2 separate regions of the Homo sapiens genome follow, and region 2 is linked to region 1. The links are chromatin contacts, found by Hi-C or POLR2A ChIA-PET in ENCODE. All regions are on one chromosome and are shown on one strand. The core of a region is the stretch at or near the end of the contact, and the rest is flanking DNA. Distances in the headings are between cores, read along the strand shown.

Evidence for each region. Hi-C counts contacts between places; a loop is a spot of excess contacts on that map. ChIA-PET counts read pairs that join two places held with the same protein, here RNA polymerase II (POLR2A). Pooled maps may share reads with other maps.
Region 2: a pooled map shows a loop between it and region 1 (2.8-fold over the local background). The contact joins the promoter of FKTN-AS1 here to the promoter of ABCA1 in region 1. A Hi-C loop is called at or near these places in 1 of 168 maps with a recorded cell type or tissue (ascending aorta) and 4 of 50 pooled maps. POLR2A ChIA-PET finds 5 or more read pairs at or near these places in 1 of 52 experiments (PC-3).

What each region holds. Positions count from the first base shown.
Region 1 is chr9:104,926,289-104,929,745 of GRCh38, forward strand. It overlaps ABCA1 (ATP binding cassette subfamily A member 1), which reads right to left and starts at 1,867. Exons shown (of 50, transcript NM_005502.4): 1 at 1,647-1,867. It overlaps LOC105376196 (a long non-coding RNA gene), which reads left to right and starts at 501. Exons shown (of 3, transcript NR_188620.1): 1 at 501-1,622; 2 at 3,220-3,436. RefSeq lists silencers at 261-500, 1,837-2,026 and enhancers at 1,177-1,236, 1,557-1,636.
Region 2 is chr9:105,556,288-105,559,972 of GRCh38, forward strand. It overlaps FKTN-AS1 (FKTN antisense RNA 1), which reads right to left and starts at 2,019. Exons shown (of 3, transcript NR_184141.1): 1 at 1,483-2,019; 2 at 827-888. It overlaps FKTN (fukutin), which reads left to right and starts at 1,844. Exons shown (of 11, transcript NM_001079802.2): 1 at 1,844-1,878. RefSeq lists enhancers at 1,705-1,754, 1,915-2,104.

The DNA of each region.
Region 1 (3,457 bases), core at 617-3,116:
CCAGACAACTTTTTTCTTTGTTTATTTTTAATCTTATTTCTTTGCTTCTTTTTGATAAAAGATATACCTAAAGAGGCACCTACACATAACCCTGGCACCGTCCGCCGCCCCAAGAACCTTCCTGCTTTACCAATGGCCTGGGAGTTGGCAAACACGCTAACAAAAAAAAAAACCAAAAAAACAAAAAAAAAAAAACAAAACGGGCTTTCGCCTCAACCTCATAGTTCCTCCCCGTCTGCAACCACCGGTCTTCACCGGATTCACAGTCGGAACCGCGAGCAAAGACACCTAGTAGAGCCGGCCGATTCCTAGGTCCTCCGGCCAGGAGGCGCTGCGGGCCAGTCTCCGGGGGCCACCGCAGCCCGCGCGCCCAGCACCCCCACCCTCACGGCAGAGCCCAGCCCAGCCCCGCGGCGGAGCTCCGAGTTCTGCGCCGCCCGCCGGGGTTACTCCCGGTCATTCCACGGCACCACCTCGGCCCAGCTTCCCCATCTGCGCCCAGGCAGAAGCTGCCCCGAGAGACCAGCAGCAACGGTCTGGAAGATGGGGCTGCAGGGAACGTGGGAGAGGGAGGATTGGGCACCCCACCTCCGGGTCTCCGCAGGCTCTCCTAAGTCTTGTTTTTAAAAGAAACAAAACTCGGCCGCGCGCGGTGGCTCACGCCTATAATCCCAGCACTTGGGGAGGCCGAGGCCGGTGGATCACCTGAGGTCGAGGGTTCGAGACCAGCCTGGCCAACAAGTTGAAACCCCGTCTCTACTAAAAATACAAAAATTAGCTGGATGTGGTGACGCGCCTGTAATCCCAGCTACTCAGGAGGCTGAGGCAGGAGAATCGCTTGAACCCGGGAGGCGGAGGTTGCAGTGAGCGGAGATCGTTCCATTGCACTCCAGCCTGGGCGACAGACCGAGACTTAAAGGAAAGAAAAAAAAGAAAAAGAAAAGGAAACAAAACTCGTCCGCGCTCTGCGCCAGGGACACCAGCTCAGCTGAGCGCACGGAGACTGTAGGCAGGACCTCCCTACCCCTCAGGTCAAACAAAGACCCAAGGCCTCTAGTGAGCAATAGCACCACGGACCGTTTGGGACACCTCCAACTCGAGTTCCCGGATTCACAGTCCGGGACTGTGCCGCTCCAGTCCCGGGGAGCATATAGCCAATTCCCAGGTCAGAACAGACCAGCTTCTTAAGAACCGAGTGAAGACTCAGTGCTGGCATTTGTCTCCGTAGGTACTGGCCGACCTGCAACCAGAAGGGTTTCTAGCCAGCTCAGGGCCCTCCGAACAAAGCAGCGCTCGGTGCCGGACCTGCAGCTCTCCCCACCCGGCAGCAGCGCCCTCAGCACGCCCGGGAACCCCCGACCCCTCTGAGCCCGGGGTACTGCGCCCGGGTCTCCACGCCCAGAGATGCTCCCCGGTCTCCACCGTCGGGCAAGCCCCAAGCGCAGCAGCGCAGAGTCCTGGGGTCACCAGAGCTCGTACTAGGACATCGTCTCCCCATTTAACACCGCCTCCGGTCCCATCTGAGTTGCAAGTGGTGGGGATGTGGGGCTCCGGATCAAAGTCCCCGAAACCGAGCACTTCCCGAAGCCTCCTTGGCCTCGAAACAAAACAATAACGCCCAAGTAAGTCACTGGAGAGCCTCTTACCTGTTTTCCACTTTTGTGTTTGCGTCTCTTTCTCCTACCCCTTGACAAGCCTTCCGGAGAAGGGGAGAAAACAGAACCGGGGAAAAAACAAGGAGCAAAGCGCCCTGAGAACCGGCTCTGTTGGTGCGCGGAGCTCCCCGCCCTGCCCTGCCGCAGCCCGGGAGAGAAGGGTCGGCTCGGCTCTGCGGGTCCCGGCCCCACTCACTCTCGCTCGCAATTACGGGGTTTTTGCCGGGACTAGTTCCTTTTATAGATTCGGCTGCACCGAGCGCAGAGGTTACTATCGGTCAAAGCCTGTGCTCTCCCTCCTCCCCGCCCCGTTCCCGGCCTCTGTTTATGTAGTTCAGTCACTCAGCAGAAAGCACGTGGAGCCGGGGCCCGCCCCTTAAACGGGCGACGTTCAGCCGCCCACGACACATCTAGGGAGTTGGGGGGAGGTGGGTGGGGTGGGGGTGGAGGGTACAGCAGGTGTCTTAGGGTCCGCGGTCTGCGTCCCCTTCCCCCGCCCGGGCCCGCCGGCCTAAGACGCGCGGGAAGCGCTGGGCTCGGGGCTGCGCCGCAGACTCTCTAGTCCACGTTCCCGGCAGCCAAGGGCACCAGTGGAATTTGCTTCCTCTAAATCCTGCTTTCCGCAATTTTTTTTTCCTTTGTTAGTTTCCTCAGCCGGAGGGAGGGATTGGGGGAGAGAGAGCTCTAGGCTGAATCTCCCTCAGGACGCCAATCATTTTGTCTTGTCTTTTGTTTCCTTTCAAAGGCCTAGGCTGGGGTGAGGGGAAGGCGGACAGTCCTCTGGGTAATGGGCTGCTTTTGTTTTCCCCCCACAAACCTGGACTTTGATTTTTGATAGGCGACCTACTGCCTTGGAGATTCCCAGCCTGAGCTCCCCAGGTCCCTCAGAGGACCCGAGAGGAACATCTTACTGCTTCTCTTCATAAATTGAGAGGAAGGAGGCCACAAAAACAAAAAAAGAAACAAACAAACAAAAACACAGAACAATATGGACCAGCCCCCTTTTAATTTCATTATATTGATCAGCCTCCCTGTGATAAAAACACAGGACTTGTATTTAGTTTGTATACATTTGTGAAGTGCAGCCAGAGAATTGCAGTCGTGTAAAATTATGTAGCCACTCCAGACCTCCAACTTATCTGTTTGCCTTTGGCTGTAGGGGAGCAAAACTACCCAAAACACTGGAGGGGCAAAAAAAAAGGCAAGAGTAGGAATGCAGGCCTACACACCATATGTCTAAATATTTAAGTCATCCATCAAGCCAACAAACTAAATGTCACCTTATTCTGGCCAAAACTCAGGTCAAACTGTGAAGAGTCTAAATATGAATCTGCCCTGAAGGGCAGATTCATAGAAGACTCAGGACAGACCCGTAGAAGAGGCCCAAGCAGGCCCTGGAAGTGCACGTGGAGGCCACAAGGTCTCCTACCTTGACAAAGATACCTTTGTAGCCACCTTGAAGGGCAGATTCACATTTAGACTCTTCACAGTTTGACCTGAGTTTTGGCCAGAATGAGGTGGCATGAGAGAGCTGCCCCAAGCCTACTTCTCTTCCCACCTCCAGCTCCATCATATTCCAGAACTCCCACCACCTGCATACAGACATTCAGCTGCACAAGCCCCCTCCATGCTACAGTCAACAGGATCTCCAGGCCACGGCTCAAGCCCAGGTACTCACATCAGTGGTTCTATCAACACTCAGGACAGACCCATAGAAGAGGCCCAAGCAGGCCCTGGAAGTGCATGTGGAGGCCACCAGGCAAGGAATTCTGGAGTCCCAGGTACTCATAACTCTGGGTGGC
Region 2 (3,685 bases), core at 769-3,268, 630 kb after region 1:
ACTAAAATTTCAGTTGTCTCAGAAGTATCTTTTTACAGTTATCTTGTTCAAATCAAGATCTAGACAGGGTCCACACATTGTACTCCGTTACATCTCTTAAATATTTGATTTTACAATAGTTCCCTCTGCTTTTAAATGCCATTTATGAAAAAAACTGAGGAATTTGTCTGGTAGAATGTCCCGTTTTCTGAATTTAGTTGCTTCTCTATATCCTGTATTAGATCTAGAGTTTGAGTAAATGCAGGTTCAATTTTTAGGCAAGAATCCTTCACAGGTGTGGCTGTGTACTTTCTATCACATCAGGAAGTACATAATATATGCTTGTCCCAAATTTAGTGAGATTAAGATCAGTGGGTTTAGGTGATGCCAGTCTATTATAAAGTTCCCCATCAACCTTTCACCTTAATTTTATCATCTATTGATGTTGCCCTTTCGATTATTTTATTAGGAGTTACAAAATCGTGATTGTTTTATCATCCTCCATTTATTAGCTGGAACTCTTATAAGTACTTTGGTTACACTAAAATTCAATTCATACAAGAAAGGCAGGATAAATGCTTGATGTTTTCCCTTATCAAGTTTTAGAATATTTAATCTTCAACTTGGCAATCTTCAATCACGACTGAATTTTATTTTTTAAGGAGTCATTATAAACTCAAGAATTTTTATATTTGATGTGTTTCAATCAATAGCAAGTATGTGATGCTCAAGTTTTCCCATGTCCCATCACGTTAGCACCTGTGTTAATGATGCCATTAAGCTTTGATAACTTACTTCCTCTTGGTGTAACCTTCCACTTTTTTTTATTAACCTACTGAGTACCTACCCGTTCTGAGTGCATTGGATGAGAGGACTTCAACAGTAAGCTTGTATGTGCATAGGAAATTTCTGGAAGGAAAAACAAAAAGTTGGTAAATGTCATAACCTGTAGGAAGTGAGGAAGATTTTTTCTTCCTTTTCTTTCTGTACTGATAGAATTAAAAACAAAGCTTAGAAAACAAATATATGATGGGAGTATTTTCCGTTTTGTAGAAATAAATTATAATTACAGTAACTGGTTTAGTGAATTATGGTTTTCAAAAATTTATAAGAAGATTAATATCTGAGCCTTAACAACCACCTTTTGGATTACACCGTTAAAAGAACCAAAGTGAGAGGATCGCTTGAGGCCAAGAGTTCGAGACCAGCCTGGGCAAGATGGTGAGGACGCCCTCCCCCCCACCCCCGCCACACCCCGCCCTGCTAGCCCCCAACGTCTCTACAAAAAAAGAAAAGAAAAAAGTTAATCAGGTACAAAATTGTATCCAGCCTTAAACTGGAGGGCAACAGGTCGCTAAATCTTGAATGTCATAAAGGCACCTCAACTTCATGAGGAATAGTGAACGCAGCTGCTATTTTCCACTCTATCCCCTAGCTCTACTAATTGTATCCAAACCAAACTTCAGGGAGTTATGCTGAATCCCTCTAGCAAAGCACACGCACTAAAAAAACCACTCGTTTATCAGAAGTTCACATTTAACGGGCTTGGAAAACGGCTCAGCTGCTGCCTCCAGTTCATCTTCCGCTGTCGAAAGCGTTTCAGAACTTAAACTCTCAGATTGCCTCAGTGCGCTGCTGTAGTTGTCAATTAGGCAAGAGATAAAAAAGGGCTTTGGCTAAGTGGCTAGATTATAAAAGCGAGGAATCGCCAGGGCTCAGTGAACTTCTGGCGGTGAGGATGCGACAAGAGTCACAGGAAAGCCGAGGCTGGGGCTGGACCGTGGGAACGTCCCAGCAGGAACCAAGCCAGCCTCCGCCGCTCAGCACTTGACGGCGGCTTTTGCGGCGGTTGCTGTGAGTGCCGTAAAGCGGAGCGGCTGCAGCCTGCTGTTGAGTGAGGTAAGGTACGGGAGGCTCAGGTCGGTACCCGGGGATGGGTGGGCGCCTTCAGACAGGTACCGCTGGCGACTCGGGTGCCCTTACCGGGCATCCTCCAGCATTCTGGGCACCTGCCTACCCCTTGGTGAGGAGGCCGGCCACAGGCTGAGCGCGCTCCGGGCTGGGTACTCCTCAGTCAGTCCACGAGCATCGCGTGGTAGACTTCCACTTGGCCAGTCCTTCCCGCACTTCTGGGCGTGTCATCAGGTGAAATCTTAATCCTGGGACAGATGAAAGGTTGGAGGACGATCGAGACTCTTGTAGTAGCCGGGTTAGGGTAGTGACCCCTGACCTCAGGTTATCCGCCCGCGTTGGCCTCTCAAAGTGCTGAGATTACAGCCGTGAGCCACCGCGCCCGGCCTGAAATTTACAATTTCTCATTTAACATGAGGTAAGCCACATTTCTCTTGGCTTCAGTTTTGTCAGATGTGGAAAAAAAAAAAAAAGGACCTAGATGATATATCAGATTCTTTATGCTTTTGAAGATAGCACGTTTCCAGTCGGTAAAAATCAAGCTGTGAACAAATGACAAAGTGAATGATAGAGCAGTATATTAGAAATTGGGCAGATGGAAGCCCAGTAGAAAAGGCTGTGTTTGAGCTAGACTCTGAGGATAAATAGGGTTTGAACGATTGGAAACCATCTCTGTTGGGCCATGGACAAAGATATCAAATGCAGGAATAAGCATTTATATTTTAGCGATTCTATTTGTGGACATAAGTTTAGTGAGGGTAGAGGATTTGGGAAGGCTGGCATTGAACGGTGAAAGAACTCTTAGTGGAAAGGAAGTGCAGGGTGTTCTGACAAGGAAGAAGAAAGGAACCGGGGAAATGCCGAAAGAACAATACGCAGGACTTGATTTCTTGGATCTGGGTGATGATATTTTTAACCTGCGTTTCTAAAAAGTAAGTTTAAGTGCTGTTGGCAAAAATGGGAATTCTGTTGAATTCCAGCATGCAATAGTGTACTGGGAATAAAGTGATTTAGATCGTAGAGTGCTGAGGTTGCCAATAACTAGCCTCTTGGCTGTCATTTAATTCTTCTAGAGCCTATTCTCCATAAGGTGATGTTGGGCCAGCTGATCTCTCTTCTCTAAAGCCTGTAAAACTAGAGACTGTGAGGATGGAGAGCTAGTTACTTTCTTCTGGACTGGGAGAGGACGATAGTTGACAGAGAATAAAATTGTTAATTTTGGGGCTGGACGCGGTGGCTCACGCCTGTAATCCCAGCACTTTGGGAGGCTGAGGCGGGTGGATCACCTGAGGCCAAGGAGTTCGAAACCAGCCTGGCCAACATGGTGAAACCCTATCTCTACTAAAAATACAACAAATTAGCCGGGTGTGGTGGCGGGCGCCTGTAATCCCAGCTACTCCTGAGGCTGAGGCAGGAGAATCGCTTGAACTTGGGAGGCAGAGGTTGCAGTGAGCCAAGATCAGGCCACTGCACTCCGGCCTGGGCAACAAGAGCGAAACTCTGTCTCAAAAAAAAAAAAAAGTTAATTTTGAACATGTTAAATTTGAGGTGAGGTGCAGGAAATAGAGTTGAAAATATAGGCAGATAGAGTGCATGGACTGTAATTTAAATAGTGTTTTCTCTCACAGGTGGTAGTTAAAATCTTGAGAATGGATTTGGTTTCAGGGAGAGATTGTAGAGAGAGTAACTATAGGCCATACCCACAGAGAGGAGGTTGGAGAAATTATTGAAGGAGGCATGTGGATCTCAGAGCTAAGAGCAAGGAAGGAGTTCTTTTTAAAAAAGTTACATATAG